3 separate regions of the Mus musculus genome follow, and all the other regions are linked to region 1. A link is a loop called in an ENCODE intact Hi-C map of the cell type or tissue named here. Cell type or tissue: left cerebral cortex. All regions are shown on one strand. Links, peaks and the distances in the headings refer to the core of each region. The heading gives the core; the rest is flanking DNA.

Region 1 (10,652 bases), core at 1,195-9,194:
GAGGTTGGGGAGGAAAAGTTCTGGAACACAAAGGCCTTTTCCAGCTGAGGTCAAGCTGCTTGACCTTAAGAGTCTACAAGGTATCATTTGGCTGATGGATATGTCCAACGCCATGGAAGCAGATCTGATGTCCTGAGTGTGAGTGGCTCATCACTACCAATCAATCACTGACAACAACAACAACTTCAGTAAAAGGCTGTAAAGATATCTTGAGCACCTGTAAGCTTGGGTAGTAAGCCTGCCAAGTTAACTACATTAAATCTAGTACAGTTGAATTCAGTCCATCTGTACAGAAATCCTACTGAGTTGGCATCACCTTAGTCCAGGTTTTACAGGTGAGGAAATCAGAGCACAAAGCAACTGAGTAACTTTTCTGAGGCTGCCCCAATAAGAGTCAGCAGTGACCCTTCAAACCTAAGCAGCCTGGCCCTGGCATCCAGGCTGCCCCATTGTATCAGTGCAATCAAAATCCATGCACACGCTGGCAGGAGAGTGTCATGGCACAAACGAGGGAGCTGAGTTGTTTAGAAAGCATCCATACTCATGCTCTGCCTGCATCATCTCAGTCTTTCCAACATTAGTGTCATTATCCTTACTTATTCCTCAGGAAAACTGAGTTACAGGAGTTAGAACTTGCCTAAGGTCACTAACATAGTTAGTTGAGAAATTCTCATGGTCATTCTCCAGTGCTCAAGTTATTACCCAGTGTAGCATGATCCCATATGGAGAGAAGGCTGCACAGGGCATGACTTCTTTTCTGTAGCCTAAGATTAAGAAAAAAGCAGGATGGCACAGAAGAGTTACCCCAGACCTCAAAGTCAGGCAGTCCTGCCATCATGCCCTGTTAGGCACTTGCTATCTCTGTGGGCTTGGATAAAGCTCTCCAAATCTTTCTCCATGTGGCTAACCTACAAGGAGATGACTCCAAGACTCTCAGTCATCCACCCTGCTGATCAACTTAGATTCATGTTTTTTTTTTTTTTTTTTTTGACTACATAGGAAATCTTCTGGGCACCCAAGATGGGAATCTCTGCTCAGGGTCTATGTGCCCTTCTCAGTTTGAGTCATAGCATCTTGGTAACTTGGAGGGCAAAATTGTACCAGTGTGGGCTCTCTAGACCATAACCACATTTGCTCATCGCCTGCCCAGTGTTTTCCCTGGGAGAAGTAGGAGCTGTCACAATACTGCATGTCTACTATTAAGGTTGCTGGGCATGTAGTGCCAGAGACACTGATGGGCATGAAACCATCATTGACATTGCCAGAATAAACAGGGACTTGGGTTTCAGTTGGGCATAGCACAAAAACAAGTTGATAACTTAAAAATGCGTAAGTCAGTTACAGATGGATTGGTTTCAGTTAGAAATTTTGTTCTTTTCCCTTGCCTAATCAAAAACCTACCACAGGAGCTGAGGAGATGGTTTAGCAGTTAAAAGCACTGGCTGCTCTTCCAGAGGAACCAGGTTTAATTCCCAGTGGCAGCTCACAACTGTTTGTAGCTCCAGTTCCAGGAGACCTGATACTCACACAGATATACATGCAAGTATAACACCGATGCACATAAAAGTAAAAATAAATAAATGATTTAAAACCTACTATTTAACATTTAAAGTCGGGTAGTATGTATATGCATATGCAGGGACACTCATGTGTAACTAAAAATTCTATTGGCTTTTAAAAGCTGAATAACACTCCAGCTTCTCAAAGCATCTGTTTTTATATACTTAGTCTCCTTTGATTTCCTCGGTCATGCCTGATGGAGCCCTAATCATTCAAATGGCATTATAGATTAAGCATAAATGTATAAGACAAGGCTTAATGACCCAGAGATAAAGGTTTTTGTTCAGCTAGTTTGGGAGGTTTGGTTGCTGTTGTTTTGTTCATCTGGTGACAATTCTTCATATTGCTTTATATATGCATTTCTTACTTTTTTTCCTGATTTTGTGATAGTCTCACTAAATACCACAAGCTGTGTTCAAGTTCACAGTCCTCCTGCTTCCACCCAAGCTCAGTCTCAGTTTTACTGAAGCACAATCATGTCTACTGGTTTATATACTGTCTTCATATCATTTGGATTACAGAATGGGATTTGAATACCTGTGACAGGGGCCATCTGGGCTTCAAAAATGTTTGCTATCTCAGTCTTTTCATAAATGCTTGTTAACTCCTTTGCCAAAGTCAAGGTCTAGAACCACACAAGACACATTCCAATGTTTATCCCTGAAGTTATTAAATCTGTGTTTATAAAGACTTTCTTGTCTTGTGATATATATTTTTAAAGACACAAAACCTATTTTTAATCCAAGACTGTTTCACAGATACCAGCATATTATAGACCAGAAATATGTATGTACCTACTTGTTGAATCAATGAATTTGGTGCTGGGCAGCTTTTGAACTCCTGGGGACCATACTTATTCTTTATCTTGAATGATAAACTGGTTCATGGTAAGTACTCAATAGCTTCATATATCTTGGGCTCTATTTGGACACTAAATGTAGAGGGTACATATGTTTTTCAGACCATTTGGTGATCAAGACAAACCCATGGCTCTATTATGATAAATTTCTTCTATTCCACACCATTTGTGCTCATCCTCTCTATAACTTCACAAAATCCTTTCTGCCTCGAGCCCTGATGCCTGAGGCTTGGATCTGACAGTCCTGGTCTGCTAACTGACTTGCAAGCTGGTCCTCTATCCTTCAGAATACATCTGTGCTTCACACCATGGTACTTAACTGCCTACGGGGACTCTGCATGTGGGTATGCTGAAGCCCATCAGTCATCCAAGCCACATGGGCACTCAGCCACTAACTCTCAGTACAAGAGGAGCTGGGAGCAGATGCTATTGGATTCTTGGAAGACACATAAAGAAAACATGATGGACCAGACCTCTGGCTTACCCCTTCCAAAATGTATTGTTACTTGGATATGGAAGATGGTTTAATAGTCTGTCATTCGAGAAAACAAGATTTGGGAATCAAAGAAAGCTACGAATCAAAAAGACTTGGAAAAAAAACAAGCTATGATACTAGCTATGAAAGTTTGAGTTAATAAATTAATTAGTGTCCATAATATAACATCTTAATGGCAAAATGACTATAAAACTTATAACTTTGCAGGATATCCAACAGTGACAAGCTATACGTGTGTGTGTGTGTGTGTGTGTGTGTGTGTGTGTGTGCTTATATGTGTATGTGTAAATATATACATATGTAAATATATACATTTATATTCTCCTTGACTTTCATATACTTGATGTCACAAGGAAAATAACCTTTGGAAGTTCCTACTTACCAAGCATTCCTTTCTTGGAACTGGACAGACACATGTCTTTCTCTGCACTTGGCAGAGCAAAGCTCACTACAAATATTTCCACTCCATCAGCCATCAAGGCCAAACCCAAGACGAAGAAGAGGGTCCACTGGAAGCGCCCATGGCCACACTCATCAATGATGGTCTCATATTGGTGAGCCAGCTCCTCCTCATCTTCCATCCTCTCAGCCATCAAGTCTGCCTGGCCCCCAAGACCATCTGCTCTGGAGGGCGCCATCTTGGTCTGCTTAGACTTGACATCATCTGGATGAGGGATGCCTTGGTACTCGCCTTCATAGATCTCATCTTCCTCGTCATGGCCTTCTGTAACATCGCTCTGTGCATCTTCTTCCTGATTCTGCTCATTGCTACGGTAGTAGCCATCACTAGGGGCATAGCCCTCATAGTTGTCCCGATACCTGTAGTCATCCATTCCTTGGTTCTGGGATTGTCTGGTAGCCGCTCAAGCTATATCTCTTGCTCTGTGGTAAATATTTGGGCTGTTCCAATAACCATCATCTATTATATCATTGAAATGGTGAGCATGCTCATGAGACTTTTTCAATAAAATCACCTTTTCAATTTGTTTCTCAAATCAACCAAATTCATACAAAGACAACCTAAGTAGCCTTTTGTGCTGGTGTGTGTTAAACGTCTTCGGAAAGTATCAAATTCTGGTCTGTTCTCCTTATATGACCCAGAGGCTTGTGCTGGGAGTAACTAAAAATGGGTCCAGCTGCTCTCTTTGACAAGGTCGGAGCAGTGCTTGGCAGCTCACTGGCTGTGATGTTTGTCCTTCTCCTGAAGGTTATAGCCTAGGAATAGAGACAGAAAAAATAGTTAGAACAGTCTGAATAGATAGACTAGTTAGAAAAGTCTGAGATTCTGACATGATCTTTGAATTAAATGAAGATATTTACTAATACTCATATTTCATGTGTAAGGTGAAGCATATTTTGGTTAGACATTTGAACTCACATAAGCTAAGTGAGGAAGGAATTGTAAGGGTAGTGAATGCAACCATGGGTAGAGAAGCTCTTTGAGCTTTGAAGAACCCGGTGAAGGTCAAAGATCAGATCTTATACAGGAATTCAAAAGGAAGTGGTCAAGGAATTTTTCAGTACAAGGCTATTTTGTGTTACGGGTTTCCTTTGAACTTATCAAGCTTTTGCCAACAGTAGAACTATCCCATGGGTCAATTTCTCTTGTGAAAATGTATGCTTTTCCAGCTTCAATATGAAGTAATTGTATCACTTTACATTTAGAAGTATAGAATGCAGAAATAGCTTTCTCTAGAGCCCAGCTTGCTTTTGAGATCAGCACTGTGGCTCAAAGGCCTCTATGACCTTGTACTTGGCTCAAATGGGTAAGAACAGGAGTCAAATATGAGACTCAGAGCCATATCTCCCAGATTTTTATGGGAGACCTGAGGCTTGGAAAGAGTCTGTCATACATGAGAGTCATGTTTCATGAGACAATATTACTTAATGTATAAGATTATATAGCAAGTATCCAGCCTACAGGTCAATATTATTTCAGGCAATATCATTGTTCCTACTTCCATTCTGGAAAGCCAGGGACCAATATTGTCTAGGTGCAAAGCACTGTCTTATAACCCAGATCGAATCACAGGTTCGCTCTCTTGAGTCCAACACCCACGAGGTAGATTCTCTGCCCAAGCTACCTTCTAGAAAAGTGGTTTTCAATCTGTGGATCATGACCCTTTGTTGTCAAATGACCCTTTCACAGAGGTGTCCTCAAGCCATCAGAAAACACAGATATAGACATTCTGATCCATAACAGTAGCAAAATTACAGTTATAAAGTAACAGTAAACATAATGGTTTGGAGTCACTACATGAAGAACTGTACTGTCAGATCACAGCATTAGGAAGTTTGACAACTCCTGTTCTAGAATCTCAAGTCTCACAAGATTTGAGCCATCACCAAATGATGCTTACCATGTACCCAAGTGTGGACTGAAAATGAGCTATTTACAGAGAACTAGAGAAGGTGGGGAAAGTAAGGGAAAAAAAGCCCATCTGCCAACAAATTCAGAGCCATCAATCCTTACTAAGCCTCCTTCCACACATGGCACCCACTGCCTTTCCTTGCTTTCAGTAGGTGCTACGTCACAAAAGACCCCACACAGTTGCCCTTGCAGCAGCTGCTAGACTCCTCCCCCTGCCCACACTCTAAATCTGAGCTCTCTGCCCAATACCTGCTACCTGGTTCTCCCCATCTTCACCCTTAGAGAGACTCTAGCTCTGGGAACTCTCTAACTCCAATAATACAATGCATTTTCTCATGGAAGGAGGATAAAAAGCTCTGGCTCTCAATGCAGACACTATTGTGGGTGCCAAGAAGTACATGCTGACAAGAGCCTGATATAGCTGTCTCCTGAGAGACTCTGCCAGAGCATGACAAATACAGAGGTGGATGCTCGCAGCCCATCATTGTACTGATCACCGGGTCCCCAATGGAGGATTCAGAGAAAGGACTGAAGGAGCTGAAGGGGTTTGCAACCCCATAGGAAGAACAACAATATCAACCAACCAGAGCTCCCAGGGTCTAACCCACCTACCAAGGAGTACACATGGAGGGACCCATGGCTCCAGCCACATATGTAGCAGATGATAATCTTGTTGGGCATCAAAGGGAGAAGAGGCCCTTGGTCCTATGAAGGCTCAATGTCCCAGTATAGGGGAATGCGAGGGCAGGGAGGCAGAAGTGGATGGGTAGGTGGGGGTACACCCTCATAGAAGCAGGAGGAAGGGGTTGGGGCAAGGGGCTTGGGGGAAGAATCGGGAAAGGGGATAACATTTGAAATGTAAATAAATAAAATATCCAATAAAAAGAGAAAGAAAAAGAAAAAAGAATGGAATTCTAGGGCCTCTCTCTAAAAGACACCGAAAACTGCAGTGTGAAAATCAGGCCTGGAAATATCATTTTTCATTAGCCCCTCCACCCACCTGGGGGACTCAGAGAAACAGTACTGAAAAAGCTAGCAAGAAATACTAAGAAGAATGACTCTCACTCTGCTCTTGCAAAAATGTTCACCATCTCCACAAAATAAACTGGCCAGGCTGGCCAGGATCACGTCAGATTAATATTCTAAATTGGTTTTCATTGCATGCATTTAGGAACCCTGGGAGGACAATAAATCACACACAAACAGCAGAAATGTTAGCAGGATGCTGTCACATGGAGAAGGAATGCCAACTGCCTGAGATCTGCTCTGTTATTTCTATTCTGGAGGCCCCACAAAAATGTCACGAGCCAGGAAGGAAAGATTTTCAATTCTGAAAGCATATGTGGGAAATACCACTTTGGGTAAAGATTCTGGGACTTTCTCTGTGAAAAGAAAACAGGCCTTTGTCAAAACCAACCCCACTCACCCAATCTGGTTCGAAGAACTGCGGTGAATGTCAAGTGCAGTGAATAACAGGGGCCTCCCTCTCCAACATTTTTTTAGTTTGTCTTGACGCTTCTATCTCATTGAGAAATGCCAAGTAATTATATTTTTAACAGAATGTTTTCTGGAGAACACACCAATTAGTCATTTGCAACACTGTGAGTTAAATTGCTTCCTTCACAAAGGATAAACTGAACCCTGACCCTCAGGATCTCAGAGTGTAATCTCATTAAGAATAGAGCCTAAGACTGGAGAGGCTGATCGGTGGGTTAGTGCTTGATGGACAAGCATGAGAACCTGAGTCAGATGCCCAGGAAGCACTTGGGCGATAGGAAACGGGGCTTCTTGGACTTCCTTGCCTTTAGGCTCGCTGGAAAGTGAAATCCTCTGTGAGCTCCACTTTTACTGAGAGATCCTGCTTCAACATGTGTGTGTGTCAGAGATAGCCAGAAAGAAAGGCATCCAGTGACTTTTTCTAGCCTAGGCATTCATTCATACACACACACACACACACACACACACACACACACACACACACACACGTAGGACATTGGGGGAGCCTAAATTAACTGTGACCTGTGAAAAAGCACATCTGGATGTGGAGACAGGGAGACAGATATGCATGGAGGGAAGATGATGCAGACAATCAGAGACAGTGTCATCTGCAAGATACAACAGGCTTGAGGCCACCAACAGTTGTGAAGTGGGCTGAGAACACTCTCCCTGATGGTTGTAAGAAAGAACCAAGCTGCTGACACCTATCTCTGGAACTGGGGCGTGGCCAGTTTTGATCCAAAATATGTAGTATCCATTACTTAACCCTTTGAAAGAACAGAACTCATCTTGATAAGAGAGTGGATCCTACTTCTACAATTGAGTCCTTCTCCCCACCCTCACCTTGCATTTCTCAGAATCCTTTGTGCTTAAAGCCCTGCATAAATGGACACACTTTAACCCCATTCTCAAGAGGCTGAGCCATTATGGAAAAGTAAAGTTGAAACAACATAGATCATCCCACGGTGATGAAACTTACATCTGGTTAATCTTCATTGTCAACTTGAATGGATTGAGGATCCTTTAGGAAAGATATCTTTGGGAACATCTAAGGGCATTACAAGACAGATTTAACTGATGAGGGCAACTCCACTCCATAGTCTGGAGTCCCAGATATAATAAAACATCAGGTGCTCTGCTCCCTCACTAAAGATGCAACAGAGGTATTGAAAACGAGCAGAGAGGGTGTGCAGAGCCAAGATCTGAGATTTCACCGGTGGGGATGTGAGCAAAAAAATTCTGGGCTTGGGGACAATGAAACAAAGGAGACACATGTGCCAGAAGACATGTGTGGAACATGTCTTGTAGGTGAGAAGATGAGGAGATGAACCAGCCATGATTCCAAACAGCCAACGGCTAGATTGCCAGTACTACCAGACCTCTGTCATTTCTATGTGATTAGAAGGAAGGATCTTCCTGACCCATTTGCCTTCTGGCATGGTAGCAGAACATATCTCAGACATTGTCGTGTATGGGGGACCCAGATTCAAATCCTGATACTGCTATTTCTTGCTACCTGTGTAGAAGCTACTAATAGCCTCTTGGAGACTCAGTATCCTCATTTGTTAATGGGAATCATAAGTATAACACCCATTCATAAAGTCGCCTTGAGGATTTGATAAGCCATCTCTGAACCTCAGTCACCACAGCTCCTAGCAACAATGCAAATCCCATCTTACTATCGTCCCTGTGATATAATGATTGTTATCTGAATATTAGAGATTAAAATGTATATCCAGGATTCCAGCTTGATCCCAGCTCTCTCCGCATGAAATCTGGACCCATCTGGGCTGGGCTAGTGAACCAAGTGCAGAGAACAAACTGCCATTTAGATATTCATTGCAAACTACTATTTTTCTAAACCTCCTAGGACTGATCCATTTGTTGTCTTTATTTAACTCTTACAATGTTAGCCTGGCTCTTTGGTTCAGAATCATTGTGCCATAGACACTTGTTTAGAACAAAGTTACAAACAATACTGTAATCAAATGATGCAATTCTTCCCAGAAGTCTGAACACTATTAGTACTTGAACATATTCATTTAAGAGAGCAAAGGGCATTCCAAGAGCAAATAAATTTGGTAAATGGTGCCTCCTTTATTCACGATTCTCTTTTGGTGACTCACAGCCCACACTGTCAGATTGAAAGCTGTAAGAACTGAACAAAAACCTATTTAACACAACAAAGAGACACTACCATATAGCCACTAGTATAGCTGTAATCAGCAGACAGATGACAGCATGTGTGGGCTGGATGGTGATGAACTAGAACCATTAGAAACCACTGGTGAGAGTGAGAAATGACTCAACCTATTTGGAAAATAGTTTGCCAGGTCCTTAAAATATTAAACATATATTTAAGGAAAGCCCAGCAAAGTCAATCCAAAAAAAATGTACCCAAGACAAAGACATATGCTTACACAAAAACTTGCACATACATGTTCACAGCATCTACATCAGCTCTAAAGTGGGATTAACACAAATGTCCATGAGCCCATGAGCACATGAATCAAATGTCATGTGTCTGGCAGTACAGTATGAGCTGACATTAAGAAGGACCAAGTTAGTGATACATACAACAGACTGGACAGATACCCAGCTAGTTACAAAAGGCCACAGATTGTCTCATTCCATTTACATAAAACATCCAGGATAAGCAAGTCTACAATATAAGGGGATAGATCAGGGGTGGTCTAGGGCCATGGTAGGTAGGAATGGATGTTGACTTCAAATGAACTTGACATAATTGGGAAACCGGGAAGAAATGGCAACATCCTCAAATTAGGTTACAATGGTGAATGTACTCACTAAAAATCATTTAATTGTGTGTCCAAGAATAGATATGTGACATGGAAATATTGCTGTAATCTATACAGAGTACCTCTAAAGAACTACCCCTACTCAAAAGGAGTCCATCTAATTTACTAAACTCTGTGTCTACAGCAGCCATAAGCCTCTTTCTCCTTGGAAATCTTGAAAACATGTATGTATACAGGCTCTTATAAATAGTAACTGCTATTTTTATATTTTGAGTCTAGATTTGAGGGTCTATTTTGTTGCACCTTCTAGAATCCACTTGTAGGAGCGAAAAGAACTCTTTATTGGAAGGGGGAATTAGGAGGCATAGCCTGGTCACCATGGGGGTTGGGGAGGGAATAAAATGTAAGGTTATCTCTAAGTTTAGTTGGGCTCTGGTAGTATCTCAAGGGCACAGACCTAACAGAAGACAATCCCTCAGGAAAGAGATAGGAGCAAGCACAGAAGAGCTGATACACTGGTGTCCTGCTTGAAGATGTCAGTAGTAGTTGTTCCTTTGGCTAGAATTGGCTATGATGAGAAATTCTCCCTGATCCATAAGGGCAAAGGAAGAACGCAGTGGGTACCCTGCGCTTAGAGGGCTCATGTCCTCATTCCTACTCAACAGGAATAGGACTGGAACATACAAGGAAACATCTGGCCAAATGTTCCTTAACAAGCATATTAATGGTTGTGCAGTGTTGATGGTGCACACCTTTAATCCCAGCACCTATGAGTTAGAGACCACCCTGATCTAGAGTGAGTCCTAGGATAGCCAGGACTACACAGAGAAACCCTATCTCAAAAACATGAAGAAAGAAGGAGGAGGAGGAGGAAGAGGAGAAGCTCACTGTCATCAATTCTACATGAACAGGAATGAGGTGAAGCAGCAAACTCAGATAGATGCCAAAGAGATGCCCATGTGTGTCCCTGTGAGCTTAGATGTTGCTGGAGTTCAGGACATACTGACCCCAAATATTGCACCTTGGCATTTGAACAATCAATAGACACCAGAAAGTCTCTCAGGCCTTCCCTTTCCCTATCTCCACCAAAGCCACTTCACAAAACCAATA
Region 2 (10,652 bases), core at 1,620-9,619, 99 kb after region 1:
TGTCACCTTCACAATCATCGTCATCATCACCATCACCCTCATATCCTCATCAATTGATAACTGAGAAAAACAAAGCCCCACAGAAATTAAATGACTTGCTCAAGTTTTCACAACTTGAAAGTAGCAAAGCCGGAGTTCAAATTCAGCTCAGTCTAATGCCAAACCCGTTACTTCATCAAAAACTCCCTAATTTAAGTATAAGATGTACTTACTAGTTTTTCTGAGTTTATATTTGTCTATTTTGTACTGCTATAACAAAATCCCTGAAGCAGGGAACTTTATGAAGAGCTATTGACGTGGCATGTGGTTTGGGAAGCCTAAAGTCCATGATTGGGTGACACCATTTGGTCACCTTCTGGTGAACTCCAACATGTCAGAGAAGCAGGCGAAAGACCAGACATGTGAAAGGGGCCTTGCTTTATAAGGCCTGTTCCTATGAGAGTTACGTTACTCCATGAAGCCAACACTAATGCCTTTGGAGGACAATGGCCCTGTGAGCTAATTACCTTGCATAAGCTCCACCTCTTAAAGGTTCCAACACCTCATTTCTATCACACCAGAAGGCAAGGCAAAGGAAACTTTGAGGGTGTTGTGTGAATTTTCCCTAGAGATATAAACAAAGTCCGCTCTCCCTGACGAGGCCCCCAAGTTGAACATGGTGAACAAATAAATTTATGAGGCTTACATACAGAAAAGCATAGGTGAAAGATTACTGAAAGGAGAATAGGAGACTCCAAAACAACCACATCACTAAAGGTCTCACCTCAACATGAATAATGACTTCCCATGGCTATATAGATGGTGTTCACCTATTCAGTCAATGTGCCAACCTCAGAGCACAGACCTCAACATCTCTCCATCTTAATATCTCCAACCTCTGCATCCTAAGACCATAAGATCATGCACAGCTGGGGCAAAGTGCATACAATGGAAAAGACATGGTACAGAACTGGGTGGCTAGAACATCAGATGAGGGTCAAATGACCATTCTCATGCTCTCTATGAGAGAATCTCAACCTTGTTGAAGATCTCTTAGAGTAACCAGGGGTGCTCTGATTAAGAGGGTAATGGCAATTATTCTCACATAAACTAAAACTAAACCATAGGTTTCCATTCTTTCTTTACCATATTCTCTCTCTCTCTCTCTCTCTCTCTCTCTCTCTCTCTCTCTCTCTCTCTCTCACACACACACACACACACACACACACACACACACACACACACAATCACTTTCAATTACAGTACCTACTTTTTCTTATTCCAGTCCTCCTACCATAGATATTACAAACAAAATTGATGCTCACCCCAAATCAGCTGGTCTCTGAGTAGTCACTGAGAAGCACATAGCCTGGGATAGATCCCCTTCCAACCTTCTCATTTTCCAATAATAAAGACTGCCTATGTCTCTCCTTTTATAAACAGAAACACATTGTGCTAGATACTGTAGAAGTGGGATTTTTCAAGTAAGCTGGTGACATGCTTTCACTCAGCATAAGCTGACTTAAATAACTTTCTCCTCCTTCCAAAATTCTTCCTTGCTGCTTCTGCTTCATCTCAAATTAAAAGCAGTACAATAATAATCCAAGAACATCACACCCCTGAATTTCAGCCACTTCTCCCTGGAGGAATTTTTTTTCTCCTTATTTTTTTTTTTTAAGTCTGAGCTATTTTTTGGTTTCCACGTGTTTCTCTTTCCAGCCTTGTTGATCCGTGTTTCTTTCTATAAGACATAAGCAATTGAAACCCTCACATTTAAAGCCTGTTTTCACTCCCCAAGTTCTACAGTTAAGTCTCCCATGAAACCTTGAGAAGAAGAGAGATCTCTTCAGAGTTATACTTCAAGGCCCAGCAGAACAAGCCTACAGTTACCTCTAGTGAAACTGTTCTTTTCAGTCACCCCACAGACAGTCACTGAGCACATGCTGGCAGAATCTGGACCCTGGCCACATAACAGTGACTCAGCTCACTGAGGGGACAAATGCAGACCTTGCTGGCGTGATTGGAACTTAAGTCCCCGTCCTGGGCTTCTTCTCTGAACTCTTGATACATTTGTGAACGTGACTTCTCCACTGACTATCCAGCGGCTCATATTCAATAGCAGGAATGGCTAATCTATCCTGTCCCTTACCTCAAAATAATGAATCCTCCTTTCTCGCACCCAAAGTGTAACTCATTAGAGATCGTGTCTGCTCTACCACCAGATATATGCAGAACTTGATTGCTTTTCAGCATCACAACCCCCATCCCATCTGATCTAGACCACCATCCTCTCTTCCCACATCTCTATCTCTTATCACAGAGGTTGCACCCTGACTGAATTCCTTAGCCTAAGCTCTAAAGCTCTAGCGGTCACCATGGAACATAGATCAGATAAAGCAGCCCGTACTCAGAAATGTCCAGGGACTTTCCATCTCTGTCAAAGCCCAAGTCCACTCGAAGCCCTGAACTGTCTGACTTCAGGATACTCCGCTGATACCATCAACTATTGTGCTGGCTGTTTCTCATCTTGTCCTTTCTACAGAGTCCTACTTCCCGTCCCTGAAATGTTCCAGCACTCTGTTGCTTCAGGACCTCTGCATTCGTTTGCCTTGCTTTGAACAGTCTATAGTGGCTCACTCTTTTGTTTCTCTCACACCTGTCCAATCAGTTACCTGATTCCCACCCCTTACTTTGTAGTGCCTTCCCAACACCATTCAAATATCTCCCTCCTCCTTTCCCTGTTCGGTGTTCCTTCACTGCCTAGCCCAGCATACACATACTCGTGTATTTATTTATAGATATGCCTCCCTGACTGGAATGGATGTTTCATGAGGTAGAACTTGCACTATGCTCAACTGATGCATGTCCTGCCTATGACATTCCTGGAACTAAAAACCACTCAATCAAGATTTAGTGAATGACTGTCTAAAGATGCATATAAATATGGGGAAAAAAAGACAGTCCATAAGCATTATCCATCCAAACTGAGTCAATAGAGAAAGGAGATCTAGCCACAGGAACTTAGTTTTTAATGTATTTTTGTTAATTCCTTGAGACTTACATCCATGCATACAATGTATCTTGATTATATTCACCCCTGACTCTTCCCCTAACTACTCAGTTCCAATGCCTATACCCAATCCCTCCCTACTTCATTCTCTCTCTCTCTCTCTCTCTCTCTCTCTCTCTCTCTCTCTCTCTCCCTCTCTCTCTCTCTCTCTCTCTCTCTCTCTCTCTCTCTCTCTCTGTGTGTGTGCGCGTGTGTGTGTGTGTGTGTGTGTGTGTGTGTGTGTGTGTTTCTCTATCTTTTGAGTCCAATGTGTGCTGCCCATGTGATTTCTGGTGCAGGGCCGTCCACTAGAGCACAGATGACCTATGGGAACCACACCCTTAAAGAAAACTGTCAACTGTCAATAGCTCCTCAGCTAGGGGCTCCTGAACACTTCTCCCCTCCATGCACAAGGGAACTTAATGTATTAAGAACCACACATTCCAAATTCTTCCCCTCACTGTACCCTGCTCTTTGCAATACTGAATATAATCGCTCCTCGGTCTTTTTGGCTAAGATCAACTGAAGAAGTGAAATTTATTTCTTTACACCTTCACATGGGCTTCCTTGTATAGTGCTTTTGTTAATAAATGGGGATCAAGAATGGTACGTCAGCTATATAAGTTTAGACTTAGAGAGACCATGCACACTTTCATCTTCTTTCCTTTTTTCTTTCCTTCTTTTTCTTCTCCTCCTCCTCTTCCTCCTCCTCCTTTTTCTCTTCTATTTTTCTAGACAAGATCTTACATAGTTGAGGTTGGCCTTGAAATTGCTATGTAGCAAAGGATGACTTGGTATTTCTGATACCCTGCCTCCATCTCTTAACTGCTGAGATTTCATACCTGTATCACCGTGCCCAGTTTATATGGTAATGGAGACCAAATAGAGGCCTTTGTGCATGCTAGGCAAGCAGTCTACCCACTGAGCTACATGCCCAACCCATACACTTCCACTTTCTCCTGATTCTCTGCCTCTGCCATGTGAACCTGCCCCAGCTATACAGGGAGAAGAGGGACAAGCATGGTCAGAGCCCAAGTCATCCCAAGTCAGGTCATCCCAAAGCAGCCATTTTTCAAACTCTCCATCAACAGAGCCAAGTCACATGAACAGGCACAGCAGAAATCAACCAAGTACAACTCAGACAGATCTCTTGGCCACTCCATACACATGAGAGAAAATAATAAATGCTAGTTGTTCAAGGTCACTGAGTTTGAGGGTGGTTTACTCTATACTCTCTTAAGACAAACCTTAAAGTGTGTGACCAGTTCTTCAGGTAGGTCTCTAAGCAGCTCTGCTCTCTGTAGCTTGGACGTCATGAATGGGGGTCTGCAGGACTTACATACACTGGCCATAGAACAAACTGTCTCCACCACTGAGGATCAATAATGTGGCATGCAGAGGAACAAAGCTATTCTGACATAGCCCAGAGAGACAGATCAGGTTTCTGAGACTAAAGAGTATAACTGAGAGGCAGACCTTGGATGAGAAGTAAATGCTCTCTTCTGAGATGAATTGGGTGATGACCAGCCACCCTGACCTTGACCCAGCCTCCCCCCATCCTATTTCACAGATGCTTTCACAAGGTTTTCAGCCATCAATCTCCCCCTCGCCCATTTCACTCATGGAACACTGCAGTAGGCTTACTGCACCACAAAGAGCTGATAGAGTCCTCAGATCCCCCCCCCCCCATACTGCTTTCTCCAAAGGACAAAGCAGCAAGCTGTGATCTTTATATTAAGCTTTTGGATGGAAGCCCTAAATAAATTCACCATCCAGCCATACGTAAATGCATTCCATCGTGCACTGAAGGTCAGTATATTTCCAGATGATCCCAATCCTTTCCGTAACCACAGAGATTCTTGCCAAAGAAAAGAGAACATGAGCTAGTGGGGACAACACCTGCCGGACTGTTCACTAAAGGTGACTCTGCTTCGTCTGGAAAAGAAACAGGTGTAAACACGGTCCTCCATCTGGGGGCTAGGAATCAGAGTCACCGAGCTTGCCTTGCAGAGATGTATCCCTCTGGCTTGCTGCATTAGATCCTGTTTTGAACTGTCCAAGTACCACTTCCTACCAGATAACCTTCTTTTAAACACGGAGATTAGGAACTCAGCCAAGTCCTTAAACAAGAAGTCAGTGCTGTATCTTAAGCGACAAATATATAAACAGAAATCATGAAGCAAGACAGCAGTGACCTTTTCATGTTATCCTCAGACAGTTCTCACCACCATCCCCCTCATTCACACAACTGGGCTTCCTGGGTCTCTTTCTTGTTCTCTTATGTGTTTGTCTCTTGTCTCAGGCTTTTGCAGGTTCTGTTACTCTACTCATACCGCCTGGCTTTCTCCCTCACTCTCACCAGAGTTGGTCAAGATGCCCTCATTATCAACTATCTCTCTGACCACATAGATAGCAGATAGATATGAAAGAGATAGATGATAGATTAGATAGGTAAATAGATGATAGATATGAAAGAGATAGACAGAGAGATGATAGAGATGATTATGATAGAAGGGTAGAAAGATAGATAGATAGATAGATAGATAGATAGATAGATAGATAGATAGATAGATAGATGGATGGATGGATGGATAGATAGATAGATAGATAGATAGATAGATAGATAGATAGATAGAAGGATAGATAGATAGATAGATAGATAGATAGATAGATAGAAGGATAGATAGATAGATAGATAGATAGATAGATAGATAGATAGATAGATAGGAAAGAGATAGACAAATAGATGATAGAGTTGATGACAGACAGACAGATAGATAGACAGGCAGATAGACAGACAGATAGACAAATAGATAGATAACAAACCCACTCCAAAACTTGCAGCACTTCTCATGTTTCTTATTCTACTTTATTTTTCTCCATCTCAGCTCCTGGGCTAAAATACTAAATACTTATTTATTTGTTCAGTAATACACTTGCACACACACACACACACACACAGTTTGCTCAATGCTACAGTTGCCACATATAGAGAAGTGCCTGTCACATGGTAGGAACTCAATGAACAAACTTAAGTAGCAACTTCATGCCAAATGATCACTATATGATGATTGTTAAACGATGAGCAAATACTTTTAAGTGTGTGTGTTACATATTTATCATGACAGTGTCGTTGCTTCCATTTTACAGATGATGAAATCAAGGCTCGAAGAAAGGCTAAGATACTTGCCAAAGACCAGCTCTCTTAGAGCAGTCAAGGCCACACTACCCACAGTGTGCCAGGTTATTATTCAAACACCTGGTGCTTTCAGTTACAAAATGCATGTAAGGCACACCTCTGGCAAAAGAAATAACCCACCAACAATGTTGGCTTTTTGTCCCACAAGTTGATCTGCTCTGAAACTCCCTTAGAAATTGCAAGAGTCCCTGCCTTTGTGAAAAGCTATTTCAATACTCCATTGTCCTGAAACTTAGAGAAAATACTTATCAAGAGAACAAAAGTAAAAAGCCGGACCTGCATTGGTGTGCTTTGCCCTCAGTGCAGCCTTCAGAGTGCCTCCTTGACACTAGTCTTGTTCTGCTAACATCAGCTCTGCCTTCCCATCAGCCGTGATGGTGATGGAATGGGAGAGGGTTGCAGGATATTCAAGAGCAATGGCTCAAGAAACAAAACCAATCCCGAACTGGTCACACCTCCTTACTACAGGTGTTTGTCCCCCACCGGGTGTGAGCCTGTGCCACATTAGGATTTTGTTTCCATCACCTCTTCATCCCTAAGGATCAATGCCACCTCTGACACATAAAACCGTTGGGCAAGTATTTGCTGACTCAGGGAAGACGCAGATTGTGCCTCACTCACCATATCAACTGCATCTTCTAGCAAGCCGCCTCTTCTGCAAAGGGCAAGGGAAAGCATAGAAGAGACCGCCAAGCTGGTTGCAATGTCTAGTTCCCCACCATCCACACACCTCTCACCCCTCACCTGCCCCTCCTTGAGACCCAGAGCCACCCACATTCACCTTCCAAACAGGCTTAGAAACCAGCAAGCATCCCACAGCGTCCCACCCTACCTTACCCAACACATCTGCATCAAGTTACCTTTAAACGGAGCCTGTTTGCATCTGCAATTTCTGGATAAAAGATAAAAGCATTTGGGCAGCTGGATCTGCTGTACCCGACAGATGAGAAATCTACCACTGGTCTGCTGCGGAGGGAACAGCAGCGCCTTGCTCCTCCCTAGCTAACGGCATTTGCTCACCCATCCCTGCAAAACAAATCATGTTCTTTTCCTTGCGCTAAAAATCCATCCAGAAAAAAAAAAAAAAAGAAAGTCCCTAAGAAACGGCTCCCACGCCCGCGGAGGGCGCCCTCAACACAGAGAAACACACACAAACCCCAGTCCAGAGCCAGCAGGTGTGGGCACGTATTTAATCTGTTCTCTGAGAAAAAGCCAACGAGGAGTAAGGTTGAACTAAAGGGATGTCCAGGAAGCATGTGGAAAGCAGCTATAAATGTCAGTAGCCCAAGTTGGGAAACTATTTACCGCGCCAATAGTTCATGTGCTTTCACTCCAAGTCCTGGGGAAGGCCACGTTCAAAGAAGCGCGCAGCCCGGGGCAGCAGCAAGTGCTCCTTTTTCGGTGCGCTGCTTTCCAACTCTGCTGCCCTTTGAGGCTTTTCCTAACAACCGCACCCAGAGGTCCCAGCACGGGTCTCAGCATGCCAGGCCTGGGAGCCCCGCACCACCGCGAGAATCGCCGTCCCCTACCTGGGTGGAAAATCCGCAGCGAGCCGGTCAGCAGCCGAACACCGTAAGTCTGGGCGGCAGCTCAGGCTAACGCGGTTGGTAATCCCAACCGAGGCAGGCTCTCCCTAGGGCACACCTGCATCGCCGCGCCCTCGTCGCCTTCGCTGCTGCCTCCGCTGTGCAGAGCCTCTGTGCAGCGCGCTCCCAGCACCCTGCAGCACCCCAGCCCTCCCGGGGCTCCTGAGTCTATTTAGAAGGATCAGCCAGAGCCTAGTCCAGGCACTGTGTTCACTGCGGAAAGCTCTTTGCTTCTAACTCCCTTTCAGATCCAAGGAGAGGAGTTCCGGATAGGTTGGAGGGGAGCCAGAGCCCACTCCCCGGACCCGCCCTTTCTGGATTTGCGGATGAACAGACCTGCAAACGTCTTATTCTATTAGGTTTGTTCCCAACTGACTATAAATATCTTGGTCTCTCCACCCTCCCACCTAAGGCGCCAAGGCGCATAAGACTCCAAGCTCTGTCCCCAAGCTCGGTCTTGGACTGGGGGTGTCCTCGGATTATGCCATCCCCAAACTACCCAAGATAATAGATGTTGACAAATCGTTCTGGTCTTCTTAACTCCTTTGGAACTGAAAAAGAGCTTGCTTGGCCAGCGGAGGGTCCGGGGGGTGGGGAGGGGATGAGGAAAATTTGGAGGGTTTAATATATTGGAGAAAGGCTCTAGCTGTTTCCTTCTTACCAATGCCACACGCGCGCGCACACACACACACACACACACACACACACACACACACCCGGCTCACAAACACAATGCAGCCAGCCTGGGAAGATTTTCCCAAAGCATAGGGTTCCTTCTAGAAGGAAATAAAGTCATGAACGAAGTCACCCTGGAAGTTCAAAGTCCAAATTAAACAACAGTACAGGGGCCTAGTCTTCTGTAGTGTCTGCTAAGTACCTTCCCTAATTGCTTTTCTAACTGTGAGAAGGACAACTATGAGAACGATACCATGACCAAAGGCAGTTTGGTGGGGAAAGAGTCTACTGAACTTACGTATCACCAGCACAATCCATTGAGGGAAGTCAGGGCAGAAAATGAGGGAGAGGCAACTGGGGAACACTGCTTACTGGCATGTTAGGTCTCCTTTCTTATTAAACTCAGGACTACCTGGTCAGGACTGGCACCATTCCCAGTAAGCTGGACTTCCCGTATCAGTCTCTAATTTAAAAACAAAAAAAAAAAAAAAAAAATGCCCTCACAAAACTTACCTACAGGCAATCTGATGAAGGTATTTTCCCAACTGAAGTTGCTCTTCACATATGTGTGTAGGTGTGTGTTGTTAACAAAACCAACCATTGTACCTAATTATGTCAAAGTGGAGGCAAAAGAGAAGAATCTTGCCTTTTCTCCACTCAATACTTCTGCCTCCCCAAGCTCTTCACTTCTATCACCCCCTCCAGCTACAGAAGGCTTCTCTCAGCTCCCCACCTCTTTCTTAGCCTGGGCTTGACCCTGAACCACCTTGCAAGGGCTTCCCTAGTTCCCCTCCCATAGTTGTTCCCTAAGGTGTAAGTCTAATCTTGGTTCCTTCCTGACTAAAACCAGGCCATTGGCTTCCCTTTGTCCTTAGAAACACTTCTTCCTCGTCGAGTGAACAAAAGTGTCTCCCCACTGACATCAACAGCTTCCATGCTTCACCTGATCCATTCCCCTCTACCCATTCCATTGAGTGAGAACTTGAAAGGACAATCCAGATAATTTCCTTAGTAATTCAAGGAATTTATGAACACCTACACATACCAGAGAATTAGGAAGTTATGCAGATGCCCTGTATGGTGTGTTCGAATGCCGAACCATAGGAAGTGGTACTATTAGGAAGTGAGGCTTGGTTGGAAGAAGTGTGTTGCTGTGGAAATGGGCTTTGAGGTCTCTTCTGCACAAGCTATGCCCAGTGTGGCACCCAGTCTCCTTCTGCTTGCTGCCTGTGGACCAAGATGTAGAATTCTCAGCTCCTTCTTCAGCACCCTGTCTGCCTGTACGTTGCCATACTTCCCTACCATGAGGATAACGAACTAAACCTCTAAAACTGTAAGCTGGCCCCAAGTAAACATTTCCTTTATTAGCACTGCCTTGGTCACGGTGTCTCTTTACAGCAATAAAACCTTCAATAAGACAAAGGCTAAAGTAGATTCAGAAGTCTATGTGCTGATGGATACAACTAGAGATAATCAGATTAAACTAAGTCAACCTCAGAAAGACTAATGTCATGCTTTCTCTCATTTATGGTGTCTGGTTTTATATAGACACATCAAATACCATGTGAATGTGGATGTAAATCCTACTTCAAAGTTTTAGATGTGTATATTTAGATTGACATTTATTTCAGTGATGAAGACGAAGGGAAATACTGACTTTGTGAGCTACAAAAGAAAAAATAGTTTGAATGGAAATACTCTTCCTAGATAATAGCTCCCCGGGGAGCTATCAGCAGATAATTGCTGCTAGAGTCCTATTCCTCGGAGGTGTCACTGATGCAAAGTTGCTCTTGATCTGGTAAATAAAGCTCCCACCCTAGCTCATACAAATGACCCTAAGCACATGTGGTGGATTCCACATTCATAAACGTGTGAAAGACAGCGGACAACCTCAAAGAAATAAGCATTAAAACCTATTTGGGAGAATAGGGCACTACTGGGGGAAGGAAGGGTGAGAAGAGAAGGGGTAGAGGGCAATATGCCTAAAGTCCATTACACACTTAAGCCAATACCATGTGCCTAAATAGTGGTTCTTTTTTTTTTCAATTTTTGAATTTATTTATTTAAAGGGATTCTTAATATTCTCTTTTCCCCACATTTTATTAGATATTTTCTTCATTTACATTTCAAATGCTATCCCAAAAGTCCCCTATACCCTCCCCCC
Region 3 (10,652 bases), core at 843-8,842, 63 kb after region 1:
ATCAGAAAATAATAGGTAGCACTACCTTGCCCTAAGTTGAACTTGAATATGATAGCATAATATTCCTCTCTTTCCATTCCAAACACATCAAAGATGGAGAGACCTCAGATAGTCTCGGTTCATGTTGAAAAGTCAACAGTTCAATCAAGACTCGTCTCGTGGATCAAAGCACAGGTGGCTGTAGATATTTAGATGATGGTACATGGAAATAAACACATTGGATGGAAGGAGCTTGAAATTTTTTTAATCCTTGTTAATAGGGAGAAAGAAAGAAATGTAGGGTGGGAAGGAACGAAGGAAGGAAAAAAATGAGTGAAATTCTGTTTTTCCATTCTTCTACCCATTTTAAACAGTGTGACAATACCTGCTCATTGTCTTCCAACTATAGGGAATCAATATCCCTTTGAGCCCTGAAGCTCTAGCCATCTTTGCTGAGCCCAGTCTAATATTCTAACTCTCCTTTCTCCTCTTCAGACAAGTACGAAGTTCTGCTCAAGCATATCAGAGGGGTTTCTGGCCAGGGAGAGAACAATGTTTTTCTACTTGTGTGTTTCCAATGCCTGCTAGGAAATGAGTCTAAGTATGAACTGAGTATCTCAAGAGATGGAAGGAAAGATGTAGACCTTAATCGGAGTACATAGAGATTCCCCTGTTCTAGGGAAGAAGAGCAGAAGCAAGGTTTGGAGCCAGCACATCTCTAAAGTGATTCATCTTTATATCACATCTAAGGGAGTTGCAGAGATGCCAGGACCAAAAGAACCATGCAGGACAAGGCAGCTCAGTTCTCAGTGATAACGTTTAAGGGCTGCGAAGCCCAACACTCAGCTAAGATGTTAAGGAAGTCTAGATGGTAGGTCTAAGCTCCTTTAAAAGCATATGACTAAAAATTGTCCACAGCCCAACACTAACTTCTCCACTACTGTAGCAATTGCTGATGAACTAAGATCAATTGTTTCCATTCAATAAATATAAAGTCTTAGGCATTGAAGATATGGCTAGTAGAGAGTTCAGTGTCCAATTGGACAATGGCTCATAGCCAACTTGAAGGATCATGGATTGAGTTACAAATCGCAGAAGCTTCCCAAATGTGAAATGAGATGACTCAGACCACAGTAATTCTATGACACATTTATGGGTGAACAAAGAAGATTGAAGGTTAAGGGTCTTACTAGTAACCCCACAGTCGTGATAGGTTGATATTCAGAGCCACAGCTGACTGGTTTGAGTGCATGGGTGGCTTCCCGCTTGCTCACCATCCTCTAAGCCCACAAAGAGGGAGCCCAGAAGGAGTCTGGGAATGACTGTGTACTTTAATCCCTGCTGAAGCTCGCCAAGAAGCACTAGTTCTGTCTTGCCATTCAGTGTAAATGTTCTCCAGAGCCAATTGCTACATCTGCTGGTGTTCTAAGTGGCTTTCATGAAAACCAATCCTATTCATCACACCTTAAGGAGAAACAGCAATCTCCTATAGGCACACATTAATTATCCCATTAGAAACAAGCTAGAGTTAATTATAGTGCCTTCCTGGTTTAAAGGAGAAAGAGAGAGAAAAATAACAGGCCAGCAGCCAAAAAAGGCTCAACTTTACATCCAAGATAAAAAAAGCTAAGTCCTTGTCTTCGAGCTATCTCTTTGCTGGGAAGAAGAAAATTTGAGAGGTCATGGTGTCAACACTTTGCCACCAACAGAGTAAACCTCTCTAGGCACTTCCTGTGGTGTATCTCTCTTCAAAGATGGCCCTGAGCCACTAGAAAGATGGCATCAATTATTAAGAAACCTTACATCAAGGAATAAGGAAAAATGCATATCTTTTTCCTGGCATTCAATATTTTTCATTATTTATTACTAGTATTCATCTATATAGAGAAGACTAAACCAATTTATATGTGTATGTGTTTATGATATATATTATATATAATATATCCCACAAAAAGGCAGGTTGCCCATGTTTGGAATCCCAGCACTTGGGAGATAGAGACAGGAGGATCAAGAATTCAGGATCATCATTAGCAGCATAGCCAGTTCAAAGACCAACATGGGATACATGAGATCTTCCTCAAAAAAAAAAAAAAAAAAGTTGTTGAACAGATCAACTGAAGAGCTAATAAGATTAAATGAATGAATGAATAAATAAATAAATAAATAAATAAATAAATAAATTTAGAAGTCTTCTGCAAAGCTGTGTGCACTCACCACTAACATCCATGTGAAGATTTCTCCTACTTTATGTACACCAAGAAAAAAAAAGCATATTGAAGCATTCTGTGATTCTGAAACACAGCGGTCCTGAGGTTTACCTTATTGATTTCTTAAAATAAATACAACATCAACCAACTCATCCTTGGTCTTTCTCTGTAGATCCTGCAGGTGTGTGAGCACTAGCTAAATCCTTCAAAGTGGAGTGTGTTTGGTCTCCTGTGGTTTCCCAGAAGCAAGGTTGGAGTAACCACATTGCTGTCATTGCAAAGAACATGCATAGCTCCAGCCCTCAAAAGACAGCTCAGTGCTCTCTCTTTCTCAAGAATGAAATAGCAGAATTGTTTATTTGACCATGACTCATAAATCTCACATGAGTAGAACCTTGTGCTTTACAGGACAGAAGACTCTCTTTCCTGCAATAGAATCTACAGTCTTTCACTGATACTTGTTCCAACTGCCCCCAAACCTTGTGTGTTAGAGATAGTTGGAAAGGTTCGTAGTCTTCCCTAATAGGACCCAGGTGTCTGATTTTGAATACATCTTCCACAAGTGATTCTGAGGGAGAATTCTTTTTAAAAACTCTCGTCGGGTTTTATACATGTATACAAGCAAGAATTAAACTAAAATTAATTTTTTAAAGGACCTCATCAGGGCTGGAGAGTTGGCAAGCAGTGAAGAGCACTTGTTTTTTTGCCAAAGACCTAGGTTTGATTTTCAGCACCCATATGGCAGTTTAAAACCATCTGTAACTCTGGTTCTAGGAGACCTGATGCCCTCTTTTGACCTCTGCATGCACCAGGCACATAGGTGGCACACAGACATACATGCATATAAAATAATAAAATCAATTAATATAAATTAAAGGAAACATACTGTCTTCTATGGTGGAAGCATAAAGTAGTTAAGCATAACAAAAAACTTGAGTTTTAATTAATATTCTGGTGGGTCCCAGATCATTCATTTCCTGTCTTGGATATATTACTATTTCTGGACTTTAGTTTCGTGGAAATTTGAGATTAAAACCGACTTAGGGGTCAGTTAAATGGCACAGCAGGAGGTAGGAAGGCTTGTTATAAGCCTGGATCCCAAAAAGTATCCTTGGACCTCCACTCACACTATGATACATTTTACACAGACACTCTCACACATACACTCACACACACTCACACACACACTCATACACACACACTCACTCACACACTCACACACACACTCACACTCACACTCACACACTCACTCACACACTCACACACACACACACACACACACACACACACACACACACCACTGTGATCATATGAAGTGCTACACTTTAGTAATGCTGCCTCCCCTCCTTCCCCTCCCTTTTGTGTTTCCTCTGTGATAAATTTGTCATGAGATTTCTCAACTCTCAAAATCTTGAACCCAGTTTCTTTCCCTGATACTAACACCACCACCCACACTAACATCCCTATATTTGTTCAGCATCTCATTACTTAAATATTAGTCTTGGAGGGAGATGAGAAAAAATAGCATATTAAGAGCAAGCAATAAAATTTCTATCGGAAAGTTATTGTTTCCCCCTTGATAAGGTCTGGGAATGTCAGTTGGAGCAACAGGGACCTGAAAACATGCACTACCAAGAACAGCAAGTAAGAGAGATGAAGAAACTGTTCTCCATTTGAAGTGGACTAGACACACTTACATAACAAAGAAGGAACCATGGGAAACAGGAGAGCCATACTGTAGGAAAGCAACGGCAAGAAGATTCTTATAGCAAGGATGATAGCAGTGGAGAACCAGCAGAAGCAAGAAGTTCAAATTAAAAGGGACCTTTGAAAGTGCATGTGAAATATGAGAAATCTCAGATCTTTCACACTGTGTGATATGAACTGATGCAGACGTCCTCACAGAGCTCCAAGGTCCCACTAACATCTAGTCTACACTGTATTCCTGCAAAAGCCACCCGACATTTCTTCATTACAATGTATGATTATGTCTCTGCCACGAATGCTTCAGGATTCTTCCATGGGCATCATGAGACCTTATGTGCTTTGTTGCCAATATCTTTTAGAGAGTGTCAGTCTTTTAAACATAAACATTCAAGGTTATCATTTTCATCTCCCAAATGTGATGTGCTATAAATCCAGGTCTTAGCTACTTCTCTTGTTGCTAGGACAAAATATCTGCCAGAAGTTATTTAAAGAGCGAAAAGATGCCTTGGGCTCTTGGGTTTGAGGGTACCATCCATCAAGATAGGGAAGGCATGGCAGAAGGAGCATGAGGCAGCGTAATGAATGTAAGAAAATCACTTAGCTCATTGCCTGACAGGGTTTGTGCTCTGTAACTAGTGCCTACTGAGGCATTATTTCTTCCTCAGAGGGTGACATTTTTAAGGGTCGTTTTCTGGACATGGGTCACATTTTGACATTCTTTTCTGCTAAGAGAATGAGATGGTTAATGTTATCAACCTGACAGGATCCAGAATTATCCCTTCTCAGAATTGTCCCTTTGCATCCAGTCAGGAAGCAGAGGTGGATGCTATTGCTCAGCTTCTCAGTCCAGGCCCCAGCCAGTGGCATGGTGCTATCTACATTTAAGGTAGGTCTTCCCATCTGTGTGAATTTAGTCTGGATGCTCCCTCACAAACATGTTCAGACATTTGTCTTCTGGATAATTCTGGATCCTGTCATGTTGACAACATTAACCATCTCATTCTCTTAGCAGAAAAGAATGTCAAAATGTGACCCACATCCAGAAAATGACCCTCAAAAATGTCACCCTCTGAGAAAGAAGTTATGCCTCCATAGGCACTAGCTACAGAGCACACATCCTGCCAGGCAATGAGCTAAGTGCTTTTCCTACATTCTCTCATTCCATCATCACCAAAGGCCCCAGAGTGGCTGCCGTTCTTACTGTCACTCTGATAAGCTAGATGAGGCTCATGAAATTTGGTCATTTTGTCAACGTCTCTACAATGGTAAGTGACAAAGCCAACCTTCAAAACAGGGTCTATCTATTCTCTCCATCAGGGCACCTTGACAGACTCTCCTGTCACATGGATTGAGGCCAGGGTAAAACAGCACACTACAATGCTGTCAGCTCCTGAAAATTCCAGGTCTTCCTGAAGAAAAGCTCCCCAGAGAGCTTATGTGACACTGGCCAATGATCAGGAAAAGCATTAAGCCCTGGCTCGAACAGCTTGAATTTGGCAACAACAGCTCCATTTGGGCTGAATCCTTCCAAAACCGGAGTTTCTCATTCCTCCAAGCAGACCTTCTGATGGGAATTCTTTGGAAACAGGGTTCAAATAGTCAGGGGTATGTGTGGTACATGCACTTGTGCATGTAGGTACATGATTATGCACATGCACGTGGAGACAAAGAGGTCAATGTTAGGAGTCTTTCCTTGACACCTATCTTTAGTTTTTGAGACAGATTCTCTCACAGAACCTAAAGCTTATCTATCTAACTGGACTGGCTGGACAATGAGCTTCAGAGTTCCACCCCTACCCTAATGCTGTGGTTACATGCATATGGCCACCCTGACTTTTTATGTGGGTACTGGGATCCAAACTCAAGATCTCATTTTGAACAGCAAGGACTCTGCTGTCTGAGTCATTTCCCCAGCCCCAGAAGTCTACAAATAATACTGCCAGTTCCAGATGAGGGCATTAAGAACATGTGATTCTCTGCCATTCCCCACCCTGCCACCTTAGAGCTTGTAGCACGTCCAACTTCCATCACAATGATAGTTCTATTTTAAGAGAACTTGGGGGAAGTGTGGAGAATCTCAGAGTTAGCATATGTTCAACTGAGACAGCAGGGAATTCTGCACAGTGCCTGTGGCCATAAGAAAGCAGAGTTCTATCACTCCAGATGTCAACTCTCAGCAAGGCTACAATTAATGAGGGACTTGGCCAATTATGCTTAATACAAAGTGATATGCAGGCGATGAAGCATGGCAAGAATTTTGCTAGGGCTAGTACGAGCACACCTTTGGCAGAAGGAGATGTTTTGAGACACAAACATATCTGGTGCATGCAGCAAAACCAATTCTGATTGGTCCAGGAAGCCCAGTGTGGAAAGCAATGTACAGCAGCTCTCTTCTCTATATTATTTTAGAAGGGCAAAGAAAGTGGACAGTAATGATCTGAGAAACAGATAAGCAGGTGACAGACACCCAATGCATGAGCTAGTGCCTGCTTAGAACTAGCTCCAACCAGAAGTGTGTGAGAATTTAACCACAGGATCTCCACAAACCAATATACAGGAGAGACATATATGCCCAATTAAAGCCTACTTCAAGGAAAAATCTCTGCCCTATTCCTCAAAAAAAATTTAATTCTTTCTCCCTCTCTCTCCCTCTCCCTCTCTATTCCTCCCTCTCCCTCTCCCTCTCTATTCCTCCCTCTCCCTCTCCCTCTCCCTCTCCCTCTCCCTCTCCCTCTCCCTCTCCCTCTCCCTCTCCCTCTCCCTCTCTCTTTCCCTCTCCCTCTCCCTCTCTCTTTCCCTCTCTCTTTCCCTCTCTCTTTCCCTCTCTCTCCCTCTCTCTCCCTCTCCCTCTCCCTCCTTCCCTCCCTCCCCTCTCCCCTAGGGACAGGATCTCACTATGTAGTGTTGGCTGGCCTAGAGCTCCTATGTAGACTTTGCTGGCTCCAAACTCACAGAGATCTGCCTATCTCTGCCTCTAGGGTTAATAGCATTCGCCACTACACCTGTGACTATCTGTTATTGTTCTTAAGAAAATTGTCATTACGTGTCAATGGTCAGGAAATATTTATCAAAAGCTATCCAGCTTCAGAAATGCTTAAGGACTCCTTGTTGCCCTTGTGGCTAAAGTTCAGCTCTTGAAACATTTCCCTACCCCTGTGGCTCTCATGCTTGACGCCTCAAGAGTCACCCAGATCATTCGTTCCAAAGTTTCTGATTGACCGCGTTTAGGGTAGTGCCTAGAATTCTGAATTCCTAACTCAATATTGCTCATGAGGCACACTTCCAGAGCCACTGACACAGATCATTAAGACCAACCTCCAGGTGAAAGCCAGTTCTTTCATGCCCATCAAATTTCAGAAACAGGAGGAGGAGACAGAATCTTGAAGCCAGATATGCCAAGATCCCCATTGTCAGAGATCCCATGGGATCTAATTCCCCAAGGCAGTCTTGGTTGGTGACTGCTGCTGTCCGTTTTCACCTGTGAATTATTTAGCATCTCCCTTCATCCTGAAAGTGGCTTTGTTTTCATGCCTCTCTAAACATCCTAATACTCTCAAATATCTGCTTCATTCTGGCCTGTAGGAATCCCTCATCTGTAATGGAAAGTGATTTCCTTCAGGGAAAGCCTGCTTTTGTTTTCTTGGGGATCAGGGAGACATGGGGACTCTGCAGGTCACTTCAGCTGGCACAGCATGAGGAATCCCTGCTTCTTGTTCCCCAGCTGACCACAGTTTTGCATCCTTGCCACAGTGTTGAAAGCTGTGTTTGCCCTTTGGAGGCTGCTACATCCACTCCAGTAGTGACTCGCATTACAAGTTTGGAAACCTGGAAGCAGTCCTGAAGCAAAGAGTTTCAAGGAAACTCAGCCTCCTGGAACCTTGGCATTCCCATAGCTAGAATGCCCCAGATTTGTCTCTGCAATATCGTAGAGGGTCTTGCATGCTTGGTTACAGTATTTTACTGGATAAGAGTTAGAAATCTCAGGGCAAGCTTAACAAAGTATACTTAGAATCTTCATTACAGCCAGGTATAGCAGACTACATTGCATAATAGAAGCAAGTTGGTGAATACTTCTGACAAATGGAGATGCCCTACAGATACTTAAAAGAATAGCCAAGTTACCTTTATATGTAAGAATTTACCAAGGCCTAGGAAATAGGGGGGTTGTGGTATTGCATTATTCAGGAGAAGGTCTGCTAGAGCAGAACCCCCTGGTGCTAGCTTTCACAAGGCCCAAAGGAGTAGCACAAATTGTGACTAGGATGAGAAATCCTTACCTGTCATTAGCTGACCCTAGGCAGGGCTGTTTTATCTTTACTGTAAATATTATCTGGTTCCTGTACTTCCTTTTGAAGTCATTCCTTTGTTTTGTGTCAGATAACTTCAATGTACTTTGCCTACTGTGACATTCTACCCCTTTGTTTTCTGTATTATATAAGACTGGTGTTCACTTTGTGGCAATACACTCAGATTCAACACATTCTCTCCTGTTGTATCTGTTTTGTTATTCACCGACTCCTTGCCCACTTGCCACCAGAGACCCGTTCCATGCAGATAGGAGACCCAAAAAAGGGGAGAGTCTGCAGCAGGAGGCCCTGTACTTCTTTGGCTATCACTGCACACTCTTCCCTGCCCACTGCTCAGCTCTCATTTTAGCTCCAGGGTAGTGATTTCTGTTGCTGTTGCCATGGTGTCTGTTGTCATCTGAGATCAGAATGAGGTTCCTTAGAAGTCTCCCTTACTTCCTTTTGTTGTTGTTGTTGTTCACGTTTTTATGATGGAAACTATCAAACACAGTAAGAATAATATAATAGGCTTCTGTGCATTCACCAAACAGCCCCACAATAATCAACTCATTCCAATCTTGTATCATCTGCCTCCTGACCAAATTCTTCACCCTCACATAACCACTGCAGCAGATCCTGTGGTTTTACCTCCAATTGATCCGTGGTGTTTATTTTAAAAACTAAAAAACAAACAAAAACCAATAGAGCTCTGCATCTGAGGGCAGTTTGGCTGAAACTGCATCCCTGTCCATCCATAGAGCTGATGCTGTCTATTTACCTGACTAGGCCAGGGTCCCTTTCTTCTCTCACCACTTCATGGGCATCTCTCTTGAAACTGCACACTTAGTGATGGAAGTTGGTGTTCTCTGAACTATTTCTTAGTCAAAGATACAAGAGTAGCTATACTCCCATTCCAGAACCTTCAAACAAGCTCTCGAGAGTAAGAACTGTACCCAACATGGTGGCACAGGCCTCTAATTCCAGCACTCAGGAGAAAGGCGGACAGATTTCTAGAATGAGGCTAGCCTTGTCTACAAGGAGAGTTTCAGGCAAGTGGGAGCTATATAATGAAACTCTATATCAATAATAATAATAGGACTCTTTTTTAAAAATCCACTGACCCTAATCACATCTAAGAAAGTTGGTAATTTTGTAGTATCATTAGAGAGAGAGAGAGAGAGAGAGAGTGTGTTTCTCAATAGTTTTACCACGGATTTTGTCTATTTGCTCAGAGTAGGTGCCAAATAGGTTCTATACCTTATCACTGGTGGCTACATCACTTCTTTGATGACTTAGATGGTCCCCAGACTACCTCACCCTATTTACTGGGAAAGCAGATGGTTGGTTCCCATGTCCTTGGAATACACTTGGTTATTTTTAAGGTGTTGTTCAGCATGCTTTCTGTCACCCTTGTCTCCCATGTATTAACAAGGTAGATCTAGAGCTGCATTGTCCAATGCTGCATCTCACAGCACATGAAGCTATTGGAGTTTGAATTACCAAAGATCAATACAATGTAAAACTCGGTTCTTCGACCTCACAAATCTTATTTCAAATGTTTAGCACACACATGATGCTAGCAAGTTCTACTGGGCTCCCCATGTATTATGTGCACATACACATACAAAATATTTCTGTCATCACAGGAAGTCCTATTGGACCTGTTCTTACTAATGCTCACTGGTGAGGACTAGGGTTGGGATTAGTGCTAGAGTTGGGTTTAAGGTTAGAATTGGGGTTAGGGCTAGGGTTTAGGCATTTGATTTAGGTTTAGGGTATGTGTGGGTTACAGTTATGGTTAATGTTATAGTCAAATTAGGATTGGGGTAATATTAGGATTGATGTTAATATTAATGTTTAAGTTAATGTTATTGTCATTGTTGCTTTGGTTTGGGCCAAGGCCACTTACAGGTAGTGTTGTTCTACTTTTCTCAAGAAATCAAAAGCTCAGTTGGAAAATGATTGCTACAGAAGCCCGAGGACCTGAACTTGAACATAGAACACCCAGCAAAAGCGAGGTACAACGTTACACTGCTTCTAATCCCAGACCCACTGAGGGGTTTGGGAAGGGGTAGATCCCTGAAGCTGGCTGGCCAGACAGTCTAGTCAATTAGTGATGTCCAGGTTCAGTGACGAGAACAGTGTAAGCTTGAGAGAACAGTGGGGAACCCACTCAATGGCCCCCCCCCTTCCCCATGATTCTAGACAAAGCTGTCACTTTCTTCATTATTTCCTACTCTGGATCCCATAGGATTATATTCAATGCCTCTTAAGCTCGGCAAGAATGGCAGTCTCACCATCCCTATCTCTCCCAGAGAAGGAAGCAGGCCATTCACTATCCTAGGAGACAGTCATGCTGAGATGGAAACCACACTTTGCCTATCTCTGGGGAAAGAATGCCTGGTCCTACAGTACTGTCAGGTTAAGGCTCAGCAAATTATATCAATGCAACCACTCCCAAGGTCCTCACTGC

Evidence for each region. Hi-C counts contacts between places; a loop is a spot of excess contacts. Peaks named below come from ENCODE experiments on the same cell type or tissue, not always from the same donor. Only the 100,000 strongest peaks of a DNase experiment are listed, where the experiment ranks them.
Region 2: a loop joins it to region 1, with 7 times the contacts of the local background. A loop is called at or near these places in 4 of 42 quality-filtered maps.
Region 3: it touches region 1 in a loop (4-fold over the local background); 5 of 42 quality-filtered maps call a loop at or near these places.

The regions. Positions count from the first base shown.
Region 1 is chr7:75,202,793-75,213,444 of GRCm38, forward strand. It overlaps Sv2b (synaptic vesicle glycoprotein 2 b), which reads right to left. Exons shown (of 13, transcript NM_153579.4): 2 at 3,298-4,130. The coding sequence starts at 3,748. Among named protein-coding and RNA genes, the nearest start is that of 1500012K07Rik, 100 kb to the right of the region's middle. In left cerebral cortex, for the core only: no CTCF peak of the experiment used is centred there; DNase peaks (open chromatin) are centred at 5,411, 5,674, 6,615, 7,085 and 2 more places; H3K27ac peaks cover 3,168 bases.
Region 2 is chr7:75,301,118-75,311,769 of GRCm38, forward strand. Sv2b (synaptic vesicle glycoprotein 2 b) reads right to left here and starts at 8,145. Exons shown (of 13, transcript NM_153579.4): 1 at 7,757-8,145. 1500012K07Rik (RIKEN cDNA 1500012K07 gene) reads left to right here and starts at 7,585. Exons shown (of 3, transcript NR_045814.1): 1 at 7,585-7,799. In left cerebral cortex, for the core only: a CTCF peak has its summit at 7,354; DNase peaks (open chromatin) are centred at 1,635, 1,885, 2,727, 5,102 and 3 more places; H3K4me3 peaks cover 5,458 bases; H3K27ac peaks cover 6,046 bases.
Region 3 is chr7:75,266,199-75,276,850 of GRCm38, forward strand. All of the region lies in intron 1 of Sv2b (synaptic vesicle glycoprotein 2 b), which reads right to left. Among named protein-coding and RNA genes, the nearest start is that of 1500012K07Rik, 37 kb to the right of the region's middle. In left cerebral cortex, for the core only: no CTCF peak of the experiment used is centred there; DNase peaks (open chromatin) are centred at 1,306, 2,485, 3,931, 5,919 and 2 more places; H3K27ac peaks cover 6,798 bases.